Regions from separate parts of the Homo sapiens genome. Here region 2 is linked to region 1. A link is an interaction called in ENCODE POLR2A ChIA-PET data of the cell type or tissue named here. Cell type or tissue: OCI-LY7. All regions are shown on one strand. Each heading gives the region's core, and the rest is flanking DNA. Links, peaks and the distances in the headings are about the cores only.

What was found. ChIA-PET counts read pairs that join two places held together with the same protein. Peaks named below come from ENCODE experiments on the same cell type or tissue, not always from the same donor. Only the 100,000 strongest peaks of a DNase experiment are listed, where the experiment ranks them.
Region 2: POLR2A ChIA-PET joins it to region 1 with 5 read pairs; 2 of 35 experiments call an interaction of 5 or more read pairs at or near these places.

Annotation. Positions count from the first base shown.
Region 1 is chr6:111,835,561-111,847,265 of GRCh38, reverse strand. FYN (FYN proto-oncogene, Src family tyrosine kinase) reads left to right here. Exons shown (of 14, transcript NM_002037.5): 2 at 637-677. Among named protein-coding and RNA genes, the nearest start is that of FYN, 32 kb to the left of the region's middle. RefSeq lists enhancers at 4,256-4,365, 9,255-9,344. In OCI-LY7, for the core only: no CTCF peak of the experiment used is centred there; a DNase peak (open chromatin) is centred at 5,255.
Region 2 is chr6:111,920,690-111,932,394 of GRCh38, reverse strand. No RefSeq gene overlaps it. Among named protein-coding and RNA genes, the nearest start is that of LINC02527, 17 kb to the right of the region's middle. In OCI-LY7, for the core only: no CTCF peak of the experiment used is centred there; no DNase peak of the experiment used is centred there.

The DNA.
Region 1 (11,705 bases), core at 2,818-6,817:
TCAGCCTCGCCAGGGGCTTGGCACAAGGTTCTAAGGTAGTCCCGGGGCTGGAGTTCCATGGACAAGATGATGCAGGCTGCTGGGTTGGCAAACCTCCTGCAGAGGGGAACCCCAGCTGCTGGGAACCAGGGGCCATCCCCAAAATGCTTTTTTTGACAGCGGGGCCCACCCACAGTCAGATAGGAAGTGGGGAAGGTATGGGCTGGGTGCTGGGGGTGTTTTAATCCAAGAGGTAAATTGAGTAAGACCTTGGAAGACTCAGTTTTAATTGTGCCCCAACCATTGATGACTTGTAGAGACTCTGAAAAAGGGAAGTGTGTTTGTGTTTGTGTTTGTGTGTGTGTGTGTATGTGTGTGTGTACACACAAGGCCTCTATCCTTATCTTTCCTGATTCCAGAAAGTTAAAATCTCATGCTGGCTTCCTTTGGTGGTACAAGGCCAGGTCTTTGCAGTTTCAGACAGGTGTTTGTGGCAACTGTGACTTAGCAACAATTGTGTGAATGATAAAAAATTTGTGGGCAAATTGATTGTCTGCAACAAATGGAAATTCTATGGTGGTGCTTTGTGGGTGGTTTGTAGGCAGAGAGTACTTGGTTCTCTTTTGATGTCTCACTTTTTTTTTTCTTCTTCTACAGTTTTTTTGAAGAAGCAGGATGCTGATCTAAACGTGGAAAAAGTAAGTTGGCAAGTTTTGCACTGAGAGCAAGTGCCTTGTGAATTATAAAGGGCTTCCTGTTGGAACCTAGGATGAAGTCCACTTTTAATTTGGGATTGTAATTCTGAGTCCATAGATTTCTAAGAGAGAGGTCGAGTTGGAGAAGGAACTGGTTTGTGAAATAGAAAGAAAACCTTACCTCCTTTGGTGGACCCACTATTTTCTCCCTTCCCTTAGTTGTAACACTCAATTCTGGTAATTTATGGGAACATATGTTTTGACTATAAGTTATGGCTCCCACCCCAGAAATAGAATGGAACAGCTGTCCCATGGCTGAGGAGCCTTCAGGCTGGGGAGGAATGGGGAGCGCCTATCCTCAGGCTGGTCAAGGAGGTCGTTTTCAGTCCATTCATTGTTGTTTTTCCTCCACTCTCAGATGGCTGCTGCTCACCTCTGCCTGAGCCGTATCTTTGAATTGCAGCCACTGTGTAGCAGGTCATTCTTTCATTAATGTAACATTTTTTTGGTTCCTACTGGGTGTTAGACATCATGCTGGACTCTCTTGAGACAAAAGTGAATGTGACTGACAAGTACTCAGGTAATGATGGTACAATCTGAGAGCTGTGCAGAAGGGGCTTGGAAGCTCTGACTGAGGGCTGAGCTATCCAGAAAAACTCCATGATGGAGTGGGTGTGAGGAGCTGTGAATGCATTCTTTCTCTGAATGTTTGCTGAGCCTTCTCTGCCTGTACGTCTCTCTGCCTCCCCAGGTGCCTTGAGTTCCCCCACTGAAAGGCTGGACGTCGCAGCTCTCGCTAGCCACCCAGGCGTCCTTTTCGGCCCCCACTACTCTGCCCAACCACATTGCCTTGGGTGTAACTTTTCAGCTGTTCTGAGTTATGTTCCTCAATTCCCTGGCCACTTGGGGGCTGCCCCTTCATCATCTGAGAATGACTTGGGGTTATTTCTCATCTTGATTTGAGTGCAAGAGAGGCTTTTCTTTCTGAACTAGAGCCATTCTGAATGCAGCTCGTTTGTCTCTAAGTTAGGGAAGTATACTATCTGAAACATTGTTCCAGAACAATTGTGAGTAACTCCTGACCTTTGACCCCATGCAGGCACCTAGCTTCTGCAGGATGGCCTGTGATCTACTGCTAGTCACGGGCTTTTCAGCTCATACAAACCAGGGCAACTTGGGGAAATAACACAGCTCTAGTTAGGACAAGGCAGAAGGAGCCTTTTTAGAATCCGCATGCACTCAGGTTTTGGCTGTGGAAGCCAGGGATTGGCAAAGACTGTCGCCTATGGGAGGTCAGTATACTGTGACCCTTCTGGACTAGGCCAGGTCCACAGCAGGCAAGAGCCTATGGGTGCCAGGAGCCCCCTCAGGGCAGTATTGTGCCTTGGAGCCCAAAGAAATGCCTGGCATTTGCCCCAGACTGCAGGACTTGCCCTCCCCTGTCCAACTCAGGCAGTGAATCCTGCAGCCACAGGAGGGGGAAGTCCATTCATCTGGGTTCCCAGTCCTGGCCCCATGCCGGGCAAACAGCAGGGCTCAGTTAGTGGGGTGTGGGGGGCACTGAATGGAATGTGTTCAATTTTGCTTCACTTCTGCTGTTAACTTCCTGTTAGACCTTAGAAAAATCATTTCTCCTCCCCAAGTTTCATTTTTCTTATCAGTAAAGTGGTCCCTTTCACAGGACCAAGTAAAATTACTCGCTTTTAAATTGAAAAACACAAACCAAATACATTTTGTTTTTGTTTTTGTTTTCTGACTTGGGTCTTGAATTAAAATGGAAAAAGGGCTGTTGGCCACCAGTCTAAAGAATGCCAGGTAAGACCAGTTATGGATTGGGACTGAAGGAGCAATGAGTGTCTAACAAAAGAGTGAACACGGGTGACTGACCCGTGGTGTGGATGTCTGTAAGTGCACAGGGAATCCAGATTAAGAGAAGCTAAACGGGTAGAAATGCTGCTTGGATGGAGTGAGTCTGAGGCACCTCTGAAAGGCTCTGCCTGCACCCTCTCCTCAGTCAAGTAGTTGATGACCTGAAAAACAATCATTGCCTTAGGGGAGTTTGCTGTTTTAAAAGCTCTATTCTAGAAGTTCCACTTTCAGAACCTTTTTCTGTTGCTGGTAGAACACTGTTGAACACGGATCTATCAACTTTTCTTTTTGTCTGTGTTTACCTATCCAGAAGAATCTAATATAGGATGTGCATCTGTTGTATAAGTAAATGATACCTGTTGGCCAACTCCAGTGGAGAAAAATTGCCAAAGTTACAGTGTTTGTTCTTCATGTGGATTTTTAAGTTTCCTCTTTTAGTTGAACGTTTTTGTAAAGACAGAAGTGGAAAATTAGCTTTATTTTGACATGCTAAAGCTCAAAGACAAGTTAGCATAAATTCTGTATTAATTAATATCTATGGTTTATTGAACTTCTGCTATGCAGAGTGCTTTATATCATCTATGTTACACTTCACTGTGACAGCAGTCCTGTGAGGGAGCTATGAGAGGCTCAAGGTGCTGTAGTTATAGTAAGGATTCTACTCAGATCTGTCTGGGCTCAGAGCTTTCCCCTTCCCATACCCCACCTTACTTTGGAGTTTATATAATATTTGAGACAATATGTTTGTGTGCCTTATTTTTTTTTAAGTTTCGTAAGTTCTAAGAAAGCGGCATTTGTTACTTTTTAGAGAGCTCTTCCTTGACACTCCCCTAAAGGCCCAGGCTGGATGGGGTTGCCCTATCGCCACGGCCGCTTCAAAGCTGTCATTGTGGTTGCATAGTTATCTGTGCAGTGACTGTCTGACAGCAGTGTTCACTGTGGAACTGCAGGCTTTATCAGCTCAGAATCCTTATCTGTGCCAAGCCTAGTGCCTAACTCATAGTAGGCCCTCTTAAAAAATTGAGCAGGCATGAATGAGTGGAAACCATGCTTGTTAATAGCATTATGTGGCGATAAGACCATCATTCCTTGACTTGCTCCCCAAAAGTACAAAGTTTCAAGCAGACAAATGAACAGATCATTCTTAAAATTGAACTAATCTGGGCAAGCAAAGAGAGTTCAAAGATAAAAGAGGGGGACGCAGTAGTGCACAAGGGAAACATTAAAGCAAATATTTTCTTTTCCACAGAATCTTTTAGAATTCTTGAGGGTTACAGTTCCAGATATCATTGCTTTAAGTGTATAAAGTGTATTTTTAAAAAGTGAAACCCATACCCATTTAAAAATTGAAAAATATGTAATCAAGTTGTATCAGAACAAAAATGTGCTTTTTGTGTAAAAAGCTAATTAAATGGAGTCATCCTATTTAGTGATTTAAAAGGATTTGATTAAAATAATATCCACTTCAACTACTCTCAAAGGGCTGAGGAGAGAGGTTTGGTTTCCGTGCATCCTGGATGGCCTTTGTCTGGTGTGATTAAAGGTATTTCAGTGCCTGCCATGAGAGAGGCCCCTGCCATTTCTGCAGTTTCAGTGAGACCGAGAATTCCTGCAGTGTCATTCCAACTGTTTGCAGGGTTTAGACAGCTGCGTTCAGGCCACAAATATGGCCACAAACACTACTGCCTATTTGATAGACACAGAGGCCTTCCGAAACAAAAATTGTCATTCAAAAAGAAAAGTAAAAAGAAAAATTACCTCCTGCCTTAGAATTGTTTACTTTTCCTCTGAGTGAGTGAGTTCTTTGAAATGTGTTGGTCTGTTAATGTAGAATGTACATGGAAGTTGCTCCATTTTTCAGTGTTTCTTTGGTTTTAATAAGTCCCAAGAGAAATGATAAAAAACCTCCTAGATTCTTAGTGTGGGGATAATTGTCTTGTGGGGGGAAAATCTAATTCTAAGTAATCGAGGGTTAGAAATTTGAGGCCGCATCAGGAATCCAGCTTTAAAGCCATGTCCGCATGATTTCTATGCAGCTGGTTAAGAGGTGGGAAAATTAATTCATACAAGTTTTTTCTTTTGTGGGAAGAATAAGATTTCCGGGGTCAGAGGCCAGCAGTGTTTACATGGGGTATCCAAAGGCCTCACAGTGCTGGTTGCTGGGGTGACATGAGGATGTGTCTCCAGTGTGAATAGGGGGACATTGGCTTTGGGGTGTACCGCGCAAATGCGTGTACTGGTTGCTTAAGGGAGGTGAGGGAGAGAGTGAAGAAGAGGAAGGGAAGAATAGCATAAGCACAACTCCCTGCCATTTGTGGGAGCCATTGCTTCCTGAGTGGGCATGGGCGGGTTGCAGGGGCAGGACTCAGGTGCTTCTGGTGCCTCTGAACCCATGGACACTGGACAGGGCAGTTCCTATGTGCAGACGGGAATTGTTCCTCAGGCCCTCCCTGATACATGTACTACAGGCTGCCAGCCTCAGAAACTATAGGAGGCCAAAGTGGCCTACATTCTTCATTTACCTTTCTCAACCTCACACACAGATTGACCCATTCTGCTGGTGATCAGGCAACGGAGTGACCCAGCCTCAGTGTATAACTGAGTAAGGGTCACGTTTCACACAACCCACTTTTCTGGCGACTGGGGACCAGGAAAAGGAAGTGGCTTTGACTTGCGGGCAGGGAGAGAAAGAGCAAGAATGCATGCATGGGTGTGTGTGTGTGTGTGTGTGTGTTTAGGAGGAAGGGACATGCTTAGAATTCTGTTTTAGACTCAAAGGCAATCATTGTTAGTCTTGGCCCAAAAATAGTTGTTATGTATCATGCGTAATAACTGACCAGCTTTCTTTTATGTAAATCCCTGGATTGTAAAACTAAGCGGTGCTGTCTAAGAAGAAAAATATACCTACCCTCTGCCAATTTGAATTTCCAAAAAAAAAAAAAAATCCCTCTTCCTAGACATTCTAAATTTAGGAGGATATTGATAACTGATCTAGAACAACTGCAGATAACAATATTTTCAGCGTGATTCAAGGAAAGAGTTGAAAAATTGAGGGTTCCTTGTTTAGTCCTGGATATAGAACAGTTCATTCATTCTTTACACATTAACGAACACTGGTAGGCCAACCACTGTTTTAGGCCACATGTTATCTTATTCGGTTGCCCCACGTTGTATGTGAGGAAAATAAAGCTCAGCCAAAGGGGAATGAATTGCCCAAGGACTAACATCTAGGAAGCAGCAAGATCCAAAACTATATCTCAGACTTGAAGCACCCTTCTCTTTCTCCTCCACTGTGGATGCTCTCTTGTCCTGAAGCCATCATTATCAGCCTCATGTAATTTAACTGGTATTTTTTTACACATCTTTCATTTTCTCTTCACTGAATTTAAAAGGTCTTTCTCCCTTATTTGTGGTTTTAAAAGTAGTAATGATGTTTTTATCAAGGAACAATTGGAAACCTTGAAAAGAGAATCACCTCTTTAACCTGACCTGGCCCTGCAAGGTGGTCGCCCTGTGAAAGCGTGAAAATGACTTCCAGGGGTGGCATCTGCAGGCAGTGGGAGTGGGGGAAGCCCATGAGACACTCATTTTCTTTCCACTGCTGGTTCCCAGACTTGGGGATCATTTCGTATATTCTTCATCTGAGTAGCATTCATCATTCCCTATGACAAAAGCTGGATGTTGCCAGGAGAGAGTGGGGAGAAATGCTGCCCACGTTACAATGGAGAGACAAGACGAGCTCTCACCTACATACTTTGTACCATTTGTTTTTACACCGAGGCTTTCTCCTGTAGCCATGAGATACTGCATAATTTGTTTCACTGCAGCCAGGCCTGCTGTGTAGAAGTTGGAATCATTTGGTTGTCTGCCTTGCATAGACTTATTATCTGCTGAAATTGCATGTGAAGGAAAGATTATTAATAAAATATATGTGAAGAATGGCTGAAAAGATGCTTTTGTCAGTGCCCCTAAATACTTTTAAGAGCAGAGCTGCAGTTTTCTAAGAGTGGTGTTGTATAGGCCATAAAAATACATAAAAATTTAAGCTTTTCCTTTAAAAGGTTATTACTGCCCACTTTTAGCCCACAACAAAATTTTATTTGAGCAGAAAACCTTCTTTGTTAGCTTGCTGTGCCTGCCGTCACAAATTACCACAAACTTGATGGCTAAAAACAACAGAGATTTATTCCCCCACAGTTTTAAGAGGTCAGAAGTCCAATAGCAAGGTGTCAGCAGGGCCACGATACCTTCAGAGATGGAGAGAATCTGTTTCCTGTCTTTCCAGCTTCTAGTGGCTGCAAGTGTTCTTGACTTGTGGCCACATCACTCCAGTCTCTGCCTCTGCCCTCACATTGCCTTCTCATCTGTGTGTCTTCCTCTGCAGCCCTCTTATAAGGATACCTGGGATGGCTTTTAGAGCCTGCTGCATAATCCAGAATAAGCTCTTCCTCTCAAATCCTTAACTTTATCACATCTTTGCCATATAAGGTAAAGGGATTAGGAAGTGAATACCTTTTGGGGGGCATTTTCTGCCTAACATACCTCAATTTGGGAATTTCTGTAATTTTCATTTATCGAAACATAAAGCTTGCAACCCCTTGTTTCACTCATTACTTCAGTCAGTTTAATTTTCTTAGAAGGGGCCACTTGGAAGATCTAAGAACTAGTCTCTTCTCCAGTCCCCAGAGCGGGCAAGGCCACGCCTGTCTTCTTTCTCAGATTGAGGTTTATGTAAAGAAGAGGAATTATGGGCTCTGAAAGCTGGGAAGAGGCCTTGGAAATCATACCCTCTCAGTCTTTGGGGGAAACTGGGGCTAGAGATGTAGGGTCACCCGAGTCTGGAGCAGAGATGGGACAAGCACTTATTACACTAGCCCACACCTTCCGCTTTGTTCCTGCAGACCCCCAAGCTGTCTCTGGTGATACAAGCCTCTAGGTCATCTTCCATTTGAGAGCCCTTCAGTACCTGAAAACCCAACCCCTGAAAAATCCTTTTTTCCTAGTCCAAGAGCCCTAGTTCTTATAACTTTCTTGCATTAGCTGGTGTCAGGAATCCCGTCATTCTGGTCACTTCCTCCTGGATACATTGCCTTTATATCACTGTCTTTTTGAAAACATGGCTCTTGGACATGAACACGGTACTTACAAGATGGTTTGACCAGTGTAGAGTAAGAGGTTACTATCAGGTCTCCTTAGGTGCACATTTTCTGCATCAGTATAGGCTATACTGATGCAGACCAATATTACATCTCTCATCGAGTCACTTTATCATATCTTCAGCTTGCATTGAGCTTATGTGTGATAAAAATCCTTAGGACTTCTTAAGTATGAATTGCTTTAAACTCATCTCCTTTCCCCATGCTACATAGGAGATCTGGATTTCTGTCAGTAGCTGGATGGTATAGCTTGGGATCCAGAATATAGACCAGATAGGGATCTAGAGAACAAACAGATCCATGAGCTGGGGCATGCTCATGGGAATGGTACCAGCAGCAGAGTAAACAGAAGGCAGTTTGGATAATCTGGTAAGACATAGTACAGAGGAAACTCTTCTATAGGTGGCTGTCTAGATGGACAGAAGTTTGGCAGCAGAAATGTATGGCTGGGCATGTCGTAGAGCCAGATGAGAGGCATGCAGATGTGCAGGGACTTCAGTTCAGAAGCTAATGCAAAGAGCTGAGTCCAAAAGAATGAGTTATAGAGTCAACTACTGAAATGAGGTAGGCCCCAAGACAGATACTTGAGCCCAGAGTAAAAGGAAGCCCCGGTCTGAAGTCAGAATCGTAAAATTGATATGATTCTGAATGTCTGTGGCTGAAAGCCATACCCACCCAGAGTCTGGAGACAGGATCACTGGCAGAACTTGTAAACAGGATGAGTTGTTTCCATTCAGTAAACAACTGAACGTGAGGCAAGTGATAACACCATCCTATCCACACATACCATAGATTATTTACAATTGAAAGCAAGATTTTATCTGTTAATTTGGAGAGGAAGATGGTGTTCTTTTGGTCAGTTGTGGCTGTCATTCTAACCTATTTAAGTCTTTTAAAATCTCTATTCTGTCGTCCAATTAATTAACTATCTCCTTTCAACTGTGAATTATTTGTGACTGCTATAAGCACATCTTGATGAAAACATTGACCAGGGACAAATGTGCAAAGCCCTGTTCCAAGGACCTCTCTCCAGGTCAGTGTTGTTCTTCTGTGATGTTAGTGTCTTTGGGTATGGCCATTCAGTCACTGAGGCCACTAAAGTGAATTATCACTTGGACCAGGGTTTCCCATCTTGCTTGGATATGTTTTTGAGTGACTATCAGGTGCTTTGCTGACATCAAGGTATTCTGCATTTGTGATCTGTCATAATAGTCTTGTGAAACTGCCCTGAGATGGAGCAGTACCATGGGAAGGGAAAGTTGGTAGGGTGCTTAGTCAGTCACTACTGTGAGTGGAGAGGTCCCTGGATGTCCTCATTGATGTTAGTAGGTTTAAATCTTGAGTCCCACTTCCTGTAACATACCCAAATATTAGCCCATGGGTGATTTTTTTAAAGGAGGGACTGGAATCTTGCATTCAGATGAGGAGTACTAATCTTACTAGGGTAATGAGGGTTAAGTGTTCACCTCTACTAAAGACTGATCCTCCTTTGTGGGTATGTGTGGTCTGTGGAGAGCAGCTCCCACTGTTGGGTGAGCATGATGGCTTTTCGGAAGATCTAGGGGCGTTCATTAAGTTGTGAAATGTGTCACTACTGAATACAGTCAGAGTGTAAAGTGAAAGAAAGTGAGATGCTGCGTGGATCAGTGATGATAACAGAAGGGATAAAACAGCAATTTGTGCATTTGCATAGTCCCTCCAGATAAGGCTGCCATGAGAAAGTGAGATGGTTTCAGGGTGGAACATGAGGCAGCGTCGTGTGGTGGAAAGTATGTGAGCCTTGGGGGCTTGAGGAAGTCCTGACCGTCTCACCAAAGAGCTAGGCCACGGGAGAAGCTGACAGTCATCAAGAGTAAGGTGCAACTGTGAAGAGTGTCTGAAGTGGAGGCACAAAGTGCCGTGAAATCCCCAACAGGAGTTAGATGAAGAGATGCCAGTGAGGGGAGAAAATCATCATCATTTACCAACTTCTACTTGTTGTACCCCCTTTCTTTGGTCAGTACTGGCCATGGATGGACTAACTCCCAACTTTGACGTCGAGTGGATTCATACACAGGGTAGAAGAATGGCAAGAGGGAAGGCACCTGTCCGTATTGTTTTTTCTGTTGCTGTGTGTCAACATAGATAATGCTACGGTAATTGAAGACAAAACCTTTGTGTCGGGGGAGGATTTTGTCCATCTTTAGAATATTCTAAAGAGTAGGAGTAGGGGAAATGTAATTTAAAAAAAAAGCAAAACTGAAGTACCTGCCACTTTCCCCATTCTACTGTTACCAGATGAGGGAAAAAACATTTTTTTCTTTTACAAGAGAGTTTGATGTACATCAAAGTGCCGCTTACCGCAAAAAAGTAAATTTGATAATGAGAAAAAGTTTAAACAGCCCTTAGGTATTGAAAATAAAGTAACTTATAAAACCCACTCGTAAAGTTTAGAAGTCGTTATGGTGACCGCAGTGAGGTGCTAGGTGTGGGAAGGCCTCACTGGTAAAGTGTCAGGAGTGTTTTTTTTATATATGGCCCATGAACTGGTAGGACAAAAAACTTTTGACAGTTATCATAATATTTATTCTGTTTTCTTATATTTGGTATTAATAAATATTGGCTAACTAGCCAATCATATATCTTTACAGTATTCCATTTTTACAGTGGCCAAGAAAATATAATTAGGCTTTTGTGTTTTCTAGATGATACTGTTTAATAACAACAACAAATACTATATAATGTTCTTGGCTCATTTCAGAACCAACAGAGCAAAATGTGTCCGTTCAGAAAAAAGCATTTGTTGTTTTTCTTTGTTTCTTTTTTGAGACACAATCTCACTTTGTCAACCAGGCTGGAGTGCAGTGACACAGTCACGGTTCACTGCAGCCTCAACCTCCTGGGCGATCCTCCCACCTCAGCCTCCCTAGCAGCTGGGACTACAGGTGCCTGCTACAGCGCCTGGCTAATATTTTTTATTATTTTTGTAGAAACAGTGTCTCCCTATGTTGCCCAGGCTGGTCTTGAACTCCTGGGCTCAATTCATCCTCCCACCTTGACCTTCGAAAGATCTGAGATTACAGACATGAACCACCGCGCACAGCCTAGCATTTGTTTTGTTGTTGTTGTTGTTGTTGTTGGAAATATAATTTAAAAATTTTTCTTTTGGGGGCTAAAGCCCAAATCAGTTAATATCTGAGGCCTATTTGCATGTAAATATTAGGCAACCATCATTCACTGGATGTTTAACCCATGAGTATCACTCCATATCTCAGCTGAGATTCGAGATAGTGAATGACAGGTTTTCATATTTTCCGTCATATCGCCATCTCCTATGATCATTGAGAGCGTTCTTCACCCACATTGGAGGAATTGGCCACCTCAGATGCCTTTCTCTGAAGGCCTACTGTGTTTTCTCTTTCCTCACAACCAGGTCCCTGAGACCAGTTCTTGTCACCTTTCACTTTGGAATCACCTTCACTCACCTGGCATTTCAGAGTTGTCTTTCAGTTTCTCTGTTTCTTGCTGAACTCAGAATCCTGCATGGAGGGTATCCATTCAGCCTGGCCCTTTAACTGTACCAGTGTCTTGCTCCTCGTGGAGCCAAAGTTTGCTTTACAGTATGCCACCACCTGCAGAAACCTGTCCTTACTTTTCTTGTTTTTGTTTTTCACATTCATCCTGTGGGATATGATGAGGTTTCTCTTCCAATAATCTGATCAATCTTTTGTTCTTTAATTCATAGAACCCCTCCCCCCACACACTTTTCTCCTTTTTCTCCTTTTTTCCTTTTTGCCTTTGTTAGATGCCCAGGCACGCCACAGTACCAGGCGTTATCAGTACCAGCTCACATTCCTTTCCTTATTTGGAAAGAGGACTAACTTTCTAGCTCATTACAGACACCCCTTCCCCTTCCCCTCCACTTTCTTTTACGTGCCCACCTTATCTAAAAAAAAATCAAATGTTTAGCCAACTGGGATTAGTTTAGATTGTATGAACCGACCCTGGCCAATGGGGAAAGGGTACA
Region 2 (11,705 bases), core at 3,185-7,184, 85 kb before region 1:
CACTCCTAAGTAAATGCAAAAGAACAAAAATCATAACAAACCATCTCTCAGACAACAGTGCACTCAAATTAGAACTCAGGATTAAGAAACTTGCTCAAAACCACACAACTACATAGAAACTGAACAACCTGCTCCTGAATGACTACTGGGTAAATAACAAAATTAAGGCAGATATAAATAAGTTCTTTGAAACCAATGAGAACAAAGACACAACATACCAGAATCTCTGGGACACAGCTAAAGCAGTATTTAGAGGAATATTTATAGCACTAAATGCCCACAGGAGAAAGCAGGAAAGATCTAAAATCGACACCCTAACATCACAATTAAAAGAACTAGAGAAGCAAAAGCAAACAAATTCAAAAGCTAGCAGAAAACAAGAACTAACTAAGATCAGAGCAGAACTGAAGGAGATAGAGACACAAAAAACCCCTCAAAAAAATCAGTGAATCCAGGAGCTGGTTTTTTGAAAAGATTAACAAAATAGACCGCTAGCCAGACTAATAGAGAAGAAAAGAGAGAAAATCAAATAGACACAATGAAAAATGATAAATGAGAGATCACCACTGATCCCACAGAAATACAAACTACCATCAGAGAATACTATACACACCTCTGTGCAAATAAGCTAGAAAATATAGAAGAAATGGATAAATTCCTGGACACATACACGCTTCCAAGACTAAACCAGGAAGAAGTCGAATCCCTGAATAGACCAATAACAAGTTCTGAAATTGAGGCAGTAATTAATAGCCTACCAACCAAAAAAACCCCAGGACCAGATGGATTCACAGCCAAATTCTATTAGAGGTACGAAGAGGAGCTGGTGCCATTACTTCTGAAACCATTCCAAACAATAGAAAAAGAGGGACTCCTCTCTAACTCATTTTATGAGGCCAGCATCATTCTGATACCAAAACCTGGCAGAGACACAACAAAAAAAGAAAATTTCAGGCCAATATCCCTGATGAATATCAATGTGAAAATCCTCAATAAAATACTGGCAAACCAATTCCAGCAGCACATCAAAAAGCTTATCCACCATGATCAGTTCGGCTTCATCCCTGGGATGCAATGCTGCTTCAACATATGCAAATCAATAAACATCATCCATGACATAAACAGAACCAATGACAAAAACCACATTAATATCTCAATAGATGCAGAAAAGGCCTTCAATAAAATTCAAACCCCTTCATGCAAAAAACTCTCAATAAACTAGGTATTGATGGAATGTATCTCAATAAGAGCTATTTATGACAAACCCACAGCCAATATCATGCTGAATGGGCAAAAGCTGGAAGCATTCCCTTTGAAAACCAGCACAAGACAAGGATGCCCTCTCTCACCACTCCTATTCAACATAGTATTGGAAGTTATGGCCAGAGCAATCAGGCAAGAGAAAGAAATAACAGGTATTCAAATAGGAAGAGAGGAAGTCAAATTGCCTCTGTTTGCAGATGACATGATTGTATATTTAGAAAACCCCATCGTCCCAGCCCCAAATCTCCTTAAGCTGATAAGGAACTTCAGCAAAGTCTCAGCATACAAAATCAATGTGCAAAAAATCACAAGCATTCCTATACACCAATAAGAGACAAACAGAGAGCCAAATCATGAGTGAACTCCCATTCACAATTGCTATAAAGAGAATAAAATACCTAGGAATAAAACTTACAAGGGATGTGAAGGACCTCTTCAAGAAGAACTACAAACCACTGCTCAAGGAAATAAGAGAGGACACAATCAAATGGAAAAAAATTCCATGCTCATGCATAGGAAGAATCACTATCATGAAAATGGCCATACTGTCCAAAGTAATTTATAGATTCAATGCTATCCCCACTAAGCTACCATTGACTTTCTCCATAGAATTAGAAAAAATTACTTCAAATTTCATATGGAAACAAAAAGAGCTCGTATGGCCAAGATAATCCTAAGCAAAAAGAACAAAGCTGGAGGCATCACACTACCTGACTTCAAACTATGCTACAATGATACAGTAACCAAAATAGCATGGTAGTGGTACTAAACAGATATATAGACCAATGGAACAGAACAGAGGCCTCAGAAATAACACCACACATCTACAACCATCTGATCTTTGACAAACCTGGCAAAAACAAGCAATGGGGAAATTATTCCCTATTTAATAAATGGTGTTGGGAAAACTGGCTAGCCATATGTAGAAAACTGAAACTGGGCCCTTTCCTTACACCATATACAACAATTAACTCAAGATGGATTAAAGACTTAAATGTAAGACCTAAAACCATAAAAACCATAGAAGAAAATCTAGGCAATACCATTCAGGACATAGGCATGGGCAAAGACTTCATGTCTAAAACACCAAAAGCAATGGCAACAAAAGCCAAAATTGATACATGGGATTTAATTAAACTAAAGAGCTTCTGCACAGCAAAAGTAACTATCATCAGAGTGAACAGGCAACCTACAGAATGGGAGAAAAATTTTGCAATCTATCCATCTGACAAAGGGCTAATATCCAGAATCTACAAGGAACTTAAACAAATTTACAAGAAAAAAACCCCATCAGAAAGTGGGCAAAGGATATGAACAGATACTTCTCAAAAGAAGACATTTATGTGGACAACAAACACATGAAACAAAGCTCATCATCACTGGTCATTAGAGAAATGCAAATCAAAACCATAATGAGATACCATCTCACACCAGTTAGAATGGCCATCATTAAAAAGTCAGGAAACAGATGCTGGAGAGGATGTGGAGAAACAGGAATGCTTTTACACTGTTGGTAGGAATATAAATTAGTTCAACCATTGTGGAAGACAGTGTGGTGATTCCTCAAGATCTAGAACCAGAAATACCATTTGACCCAGCAATCTCATTACTGGGTATATACCCAAAGGATAATAAATCATTCTACTATAAAGACATATGCACACGTATGTTTATTGCAGCACTATTCACAATAGCAAAGACTTGGAACCAACCAAAATGCCTATCAATGATATACTGGATAAAGAAAACGTGGCACATATACACCTTGAAATATTATGCAGCCATAAAAAAGGATGAGTTCATGTCCCTTGTGGGGAACATGGATGAAGCTGGAAACCACCATTCTTAGCAAACTAACACAGGAACAGAAAACCAAACACCGCATGTTCTCACTCATAAGTGGGAGCTGAACAATGAAAACACGTAGACACAGGGAGGGGAACATCACACACTGGGGCCTGTCGGGGGGTGGGGGGCTAGGGGAGGGATAACATTAGGAGAAATACCTAATGTAGGTGACAAGTTGTTGGGTGCAGCAAACTACCATGGCACGTGTATACCTATGTAACAAACCTGAACTTTCTGCACATGTGTACCTATGTAACAAACCTGCACGTGCTGCACAGAACTTAAAGTATAATTTAAAAAATAATAATAATAATAAACATCCCTATTGTGTAAAGATGCATACTGTACTTTGTATTGGTGAAGTAATGTGATAGCTTGGATTTACTTTAAAATACTGCAGATTTGAATGGTGATCACCAAGGGGAGGGGGGTCGGGGAGATAGTGTTCAAAGATTACAAAATTTCAGCTAGATAGGAAGAGTAATTTCAAGAGATCTATTGTACAAAATGGTGACTAAGTTAATAACAATATATTGTATTCCTGAAGAATGCTAAAAGAGTAGATTTTAAGTGTTGTCACTACAAAAAATAACTATGTGAGGCAATACACATATTAATTAGCTCAAATTAACCTTTCCGCATGGTGGAAACCTTTCCAAAGATTAGCTTGAGCTAATTAACATGTGCATTAACTTCACATAGTTATTTCACGTATTTCAAATATGTATGCTGTACATATTAACTGTATATAATTTTATTTATCAAATTTTAAAAATGTTGTAAAATAAAATGTTAAAAAAGAAAATACTGCGGATTTTTTAAAAGAAGTTTAGAGGAAACAAGATAGGTGAAATGATCAGTGTCAAAGCTGATTGACAGCACTGGGGGTTCCTTTTACTTTTCTCCCTTATCTTTTATGTGTGTTTGTAATTTGTCATTAAAATTAAAATGAAAAGATGAGGTCATTTAAGGACCAATTTCTGTGGTAGGACTTGGTCTCATGGTGATCTAATCTCATTTGGGTCACTGTAAACTAAATGAACTTGGAAGTAAAGACTCTTGAAGTCCAACAAGACTACAAGATCCCTGGAATTGCAGATAGGAAAATCAGTGACAAAGAGGTAATTGAGTAATCCAAGACATGCAGACAGCCTGTGGACTGCCGGGATTAATAGTCAAATTCTCAATCCATTTTTTTTTTCTCCACCATGTAGAAGACCAGTCCCTTAATCCTCCTGGAATTCAGTGTCTTTATCCTTAAAATGAAAACACCACCACCTATTCTTGTGACTTCATTCATAATTGTCCTGGAGATCAAATGATATCGTGATATGAGAGGGCTTTGCTAAGCCCCTCGGAACTGCAAAGGAGTTGCTACTGTTACTTCCCCTGCTCGGTTTCTCAGTATAAAACAGCAAAACTCAGAGTTCACCAAAAAGGGGGGAGAAGGAGGGGAGGAGTAATAAGGAACAAAAGAACAACAGAAGGGTCTTAATGCTGCCAAGACACACTCAGAGTACCCTCCCCCTGAATAAATCAAGATGATTTGGAGTGGAGCAACAATAGCTCCAAATCAAACCCACATAAAACGACAGCTCATCGTGTGTCTACCTGAGAGTAGCTTTCAGACGGGGCCTCCCACCTGAAGCCAGTTTGCCCTCAGGGGCACTCTCTTATTCCTTCCTGGCACGTCCTTTGCCCAAAAGCTATATGGCTCCCTGTTGGGAACCCAGGCACAATAGCGTGCGCCTGCCAACCAAGAGGTGTGACTTCTGTAATTGGCAAAGTCTGTTCAAGTGTCTAACCACCAGCTGACAGACACCAATGTTGACAGTGAGGGGTGGGAGTGGGTAATCTATGGGGGTGAAGGGGAGAGAGAGAGTGTGAGGTCTGAGAGGCAGAATTCTCCCATTACATTGATTCATCTTTTCCCTCCCCCCATATTTGGGGTCGAGGGATGTCAGCAGTGTAATTAGCTGTTTCAGTAAAAGGCATTATAGTAAGAGAAGCTGGATGCCCATTCAGGGACATCTGCTCTGCAGAGCACCTATAAAAATAACTCTAGGACCGTAAGGGAACAGCTGGGCCAGGGGAGCCCCAGAAGAAGGGAGGAGGAGGGAAGGCAGTGGAGAATTAGATACCTGCCTTGCCACATCTACCATTCCATGCTGGCAAGCAATGGACCAGTGACGAGCAGGCTGAGCCTTGTTCCCAGGGGCAGAAGAGGAAGCTTTTCCATCAATAAAATTGGTGCCATGATTCCAAACACTTGCAAAAGAGAAGTCATGCATAGAACGCAGAGAATCCAAAGGCTTTATTTCTTTCCTTCATTTGTCATTCAGCAAACATTTGTTTAGCATCACTCTGTGCCAGCTGCCAGACTAGGTGCTGGAGATCCAAAGGTAATGTGAGGACTGGGAGATGCAAGGAGTTTATAGGCTATTGGGAGGAACAGAAAAGAACAGATTTTTTTTTTTTTTCCCTGAGACGGAGTTTCACTCAGTCGCCCAGGCTGGAGTGCCGTGACTCAATCTCGGCTCACTGCAACCTCTGCCTCCTGGATTCAAGCAATTCTCCTGCCTCGGCCTCCTGAGTAGCTGGGATTACAGGTGCCTGCCACCATGCCCAGCTAATTTTTTGTATTTTTAATAGAGACGGGGTTTCACCATGTTGGCCAAGGTGGTCTCGAACTCCTGACCTCAGGTGATCTGCCCGCTTTGGCCTCCCAAAGTGCTGGGATTACAGGCATGAGCCACCGCACCCAGCCAAGAACAGATTTTTTACAAGATAGCTAAACCTTGGTTTCTGTGGAGACATCTAACTCAGACATGAGTGTCTGAGTCCAGGTTCCCCATTGAGTTGTTGGGTAATACTGTTTCCGATACCTGATCTTCCTAAGCTTTTGTTTCCTTACCTGGAAAATAGGAATAAAGCTGCCTTTCCCTTATGCAGAAGGCTCAAGTGAGATGTGTGAGTGAGGTAGCATTATGAATGGAGTTGTGCCTTTTTCTATGTCAGGATGGCTTGAGATTTCCAGAAAAATTATGTACCAACTTTGTCTCTCTTGACTGAGGTTTGTAAGACCTCACAAAAGAGAAAATAAATACATGGCCTATCTTTATATGAGGGTCAATAAAGATAGGTATGTGGAAAGAAACAGTTGTCCAAATGATGTGTGTCCCAATGAACTACAAAATGCAACATGGCAATAGCTGCATTTACTTAGCATTTACTTCATGCCAGGCACTATGCTATGTGTTTTACACACATACATGCACCTCATTAATTCCCCAAACAGTCCAGTGAGGATGACTTTATTATCCTTACTTTATAGGTGAAGAAATTGAGACCCAGAGAAATTAGGCAACTTACCAAAGGTCATGCATCTAGCAAGTGAGCCTTGGTTCAAACCCAAACTCTGTTTGACTCTGGGGTCTTTTCTTTTAAGCTCCCAACTACAGCATCTCTGCTGCTGGTGGGGAAGGACAAAACCATGACTCCAGGGAGTCAGCAGGGCACAGAACTCTCAGGTGGCAGGGCTGGAGGAGATCATCAAGGTCATTTGCCCTCCCTCCCTCCCTCCAATTCATTTTATATAACAGAAAAAAATAGGTCACAAAAGGATGAAGTATGCTGCTGGGGAAGGCCACTCATAATCCCACAATCTTCCCACCAAACAACATGGCCTTGGCTGCTGGGCCACCCAGGAGAACCTCTGGAAGAGGAATTTAGTAAGGGAGTGACTTTACAAGGACCACAGCAGTCAAGGGTGAGGAGCTGACTGCTTCTGGGCCTTCCTGACTCATTTCCTCCTCTAATGCCCAGCCTCCCATCTAGCTGCTTAGAAAAGCATTCTCTACTAGACCAGTGGTTCTCAAACTTTAGCAGGCATCAGAAGCACCTGGAGGGCTTGTGAAAACTCACCTTGCTGGGTTCCACTTCCAGAGTTTCTTTTTTCATTTGCTTGTTTTTAAGAGACAGGGTCTCACTTTGTCAGCCAGGCTGGAGTGCAGTGGTGCAACCATAGCTCATTGCAGCATCAAACTCCTGGGCTCAAGCAATCCTCCTGCCTCAGCTTCCCAAGTAGCTGGCACTATAGGCAAATACGGCCATGCCCAGCTAATTTTTAAAATTTTTTGCAGAAATGGGGGACTCACTATGTTGCCCAGTCTGGTCTTGAACTCCTGGGCTCAAGTGATCGTCCTACCTCGGCCTCTCAAAGTTTTAGATTATAGGCATAAGCCACCATGCCTGGCCCATTTGAGTTTTTGATTCAGGAGCTGATTCAGCAGGGTGGGGAGGTTGGAAGAATCTGAATTTTTTTCAAGTTCTCAGGTGATTCTGATGCTTCTAGTCCAGAGACCACACTTTGAAAACCACTAGTATGTAGAATTGAAGCATTGATCTTGAGGATGAGTGGGTGTTTAATACAATATTTAGCCAAAAACCGCTAGTCACTTCCTAATATCTATTCTCCCCTCTTTCTGCAGTAATAGAAAATCTGTTTGTTTATCTGAGCACACAGCCAACCAAAATAGAGAAAATATTTTTTAGCTCCCTTGCATCTGGGTATGACAATGTGATCTACTTACAGCTGATGGGATACGAGCAGTAGTGAGGTGTACAACTTTCAGGATGTGCTTTTGAAGTGATAGGGCAGGCCCTTCACTTCACTTTCTTCCTCTGTGCTGGTGGAATCTAGAGCTGGAGGTAAGTTATCTCGGACTATGAGGAGGAAGCAAAAGTCCCTGATGACTTAGTAAAACAGAGTTCTTAAACCATCTTGAACTCTGATATGAAAGAAAAATTAACTATCTTTATTTAAGGCCATTTGATTTTGGGTCTCTGTCACTTGCAGCCAAACCTGTATCCTAAATGAAACAGACAATACCAACCAATATCTTGGAGTATCAGAAAGGTAGATAGGTAAGCTAAACTAGAGTAGCTAAACAGATAGATAATTGACACATTATCAATCAACAGTCAGAGCCCAGAATGTGACACATGATCTGGAGAGCTAGATACATCACCAATCATCTTCAGCTGGTTTGGCCAAGGCTTAACTTTGCCAAAAGTCATTCAGCTGTTTCTAAAGATTTCATTTCAATTGACAATTATAGAAAATGTTCCCCAGTCATTTTATTGCCTTAAATTATACCTATAATCTTCCTAACTTGGATTGTTAACTGATACACAATTATGTTGCTAGAAGAAGACCAGAATCCCAGCAGATGATTTAAAATAAAAGTTAAATGGATGTAATTTGTGTTTATTTTTGTCTTATTGGAACCAAACACTATAGAATTGCCAGTGTCTATTTCACAGTGATGGTTTGAGGCAAGTAGTTATAGTTTCCCTTTAAATAGTCTCTCTGAGGAAAGTAAATGAGAATGAGACCAAAATTGTCCAAGGAAGGAAGGCAAGGTAAAAGGTCCCACCATGATCAGGTTCTGTTCGTGCAGATTCACTTTCACCCATATGTCACTTTCCAAAATTGTGTCCCCTATATTGATCTCTGAAAAAAATCAAATCAAAGTCAGAAGAAAGCAAAAATCAGAGCATCTTCATGTTGATGAACAACAACAAAAAGTTTTATACCTTTCTGTGGCATCTTAGACTTTGCAAAACATTTCACAACATGTTATTTTATCCTCAGCTGAAAGAAACATCATTTTTTTCCTTTTAAAATAAATTTCCAAGAGTTATCTCCCACAATTAAATGAAGTTAACTTTTAGAGTAACAAACACACAAGATTGCTTGCCAGCTCCACCTCAATGATATATGGCTCGTCTTGAGTTGCTCCAAATTGGGAATATTGGTTAATTGGATTTGGATGGAAAACATTGGGTAAACTGTTTTCTGACACTTCTGCCTGTTTCAGAGCATAGAGCAGTGTCTGGCATATAGGTATCACTTAATAAAAATAGAATGAATAAATGAATGCAACATACATAGAAGCAAGTAGGAATCGAGATAAGCAATTAAGAATTCTCAATATCCCACAATCAACATGACTTATGTGGGATTACAGAGCTGACTGAAAAAGATCCTATCTATTCCTTTGTTATTAAGTCCTTGGCAGAGCTGTAAGGTGATTAAGGATGACCATATTTGTGGCTGGTGTTCAGTTACATGAAGTAATTATAAAGCAAAGGCATATTTACAGAAGCCATTGACAATGCTTACAGTATGACAAAACACCCATGCTAATTATAATTCATGAACAGCACATGGGAATACTTATTTAAAAGACTACACTAAGCAGTTTCAGGATAATCTTCAAATTTCTGCAAGGGTGTCTCTTGCAACACCCACTGTGATTTCATCAGATTCTAACTGTAACTTTCAAATTAAACTGTGGCCACAGACCTCCCAAAAGTCTGATGTCATCAATGGCAGATAATTTCACTGAACTGCAAACTAATAAACTAAAAATACAGTGTTTTTTTACAACCTTGGAAATTATGGTGACAAGTTGCCCTCTGGAATATTTAAGCATTCTCATTGAACATCTAAATCTGTTTTTATTAAGGTGTAGAGAAGATAAATTAATGGAAGTTAGGGAAAAGGTAATGGCTTGGGTTACAATCCCACAGATAAATGGCCATTTATCCCCCAATGCATTTCTTGTTGTGACAGAGATGGATGGGGGAGGGCTTCCTTAATCACCTTACAGCTCTGCCAAAGACTTAATAACAAAGGAATAGATAGGATCTTTTTCAGTCAGCTCTGTAATCCCACATAAGTCATGTTGATTGTTGGATATTGAGAATTCTTAATTGCTTATCTTGATTCCCACTTGCTTCTATGTATGTTGCATTCATTTATCCATTCTATTTTAATTGAGTGATACCTATATGCCAGACACTGCTCTATGCTCTGAAGACAGACACCTGTAAGGTTCCTATGGAATTACATTATGATTAAGAAAGTAAGCTTCATAAGAGAACACTGCTGAAAGTTACTTTGAGAAGGTACAAACCCATCAAGAGGGCTTTTTAAATAAAGAAATGAAAGGTTGTTTGGCTAGAAGATACCACTCTTCTCATATTCCTTTATCGTTAAGCAGCATGCAGAGCAAAACTCATCATATTCCAAGAACATGGAAAACAAGAGCACTCATTACAGGATGTTTTTAAATATAATACTCAAGTAATTTTTGTATTTGTCAACTTGATTGCAAGCTATAAAAAGTGATTAAAATACTTATTGTGCCATAATTTCTTTATAATTTGGTATTTTTAGAGTCAGGTTTCCGAATGATAGAATCTAAGGGACTCTCAGAATTTAAATGCAAAATTGAAAAGCAGTTATACAACTAAATAAGTGCTTACCAGTAGCTAGTTCTTACTAACACAAAATGAAACAAGTTTGGGTTTTCATCAGGTGATAGGCAGGCAATTATCTCAGAGCGGGGAAAAGCTTTGAAGACGTAGTGCTTTTAACCAGGCTTCCAAATAAGCTGGTGACCAGCAGCCGTAAGGAATCCAACATCTGGCTGGGCTCATGGATATTCAGGGCCTGATCCAAAGGATGCAGTCCTGGGCAGGGGCCTACAGTGGCAGGCACTTATAAACAAATGAATGAATGATCAAGTATGGCTCGGAGACCATTGACCAAGAGAGTAAAAGGATTTTAGAAGTCTTCCTATTTGGTTGGTGATGGATATTTCTAAACTTATTTGCACATCTGACTTCAACAACTAAATTTCAAAGTGACCCTTTCCAAAGCAATGGAATCATTGCAGTAGTTGATCCTAAAACCAAGCCCCCATACGCCTAATGAGATGCTCCTCCCCTAAGTGTAACAGACCCCACCCCACCCCCAACTTGACTGCAGCTGTGGACTGAATGTTCATGCCACAAGATGCACCTTTCCTCCTCCCCACTTTCTCACCTGGGTCAGACAGTTGTTTTGACACAGTAACCTAAGGGAAAAACATACAGCATTGTTCACCCAGGTGGTGAAAGGCTGATGATTTTGTGGATTCTGCCCCCTGAGGAGACACTGCAGTTCAGGACCCTTCTGTCTTTTCCTGGCATCTGACACCCCCAGGCCATCCAGGAGAGAACCAGATGGCGCCTCTGGACTCTAAGGATGAACAAAAGGACAGATGGCTGGGGAGGGGTGGGTGGGAATAAGAGGCAAGACTTGAAAAGAAGGAGAGAGGGTAAGTTACCGCTGCAAAACTTAAAACCACCAAGCAGGTTCATAATAGGTTAGAATGTATTGTTTGAACCTGAGGAAAAGCTCATTCTAGACATTTTCAGATTCTTTCTGGGGGCTCCCTTTCCCCTCCCTTCTATGATACAGGTTAAATTCTGGGGCTACATTAAACTGTCAAAAATATACAAACAGCTACTGATTTTGGTTGATTTAATTTTATAGCTCAATAAAATACTTATCTCTGAGGTAGGTATTCTCCTATCCTCCCCTCCCCACCATGCACCACTTAACAAATGAAAAGACTGAGGTTCAGTGACTTTCCTAACCAAGACCTCTCACGCAGCAGGCAACAGGGCAGACTGGTGAACCCAGCTCCCCTGACCCCGAATCCAGGCCCGCTCCTCTAGACCATGATGAATTGCTGTGG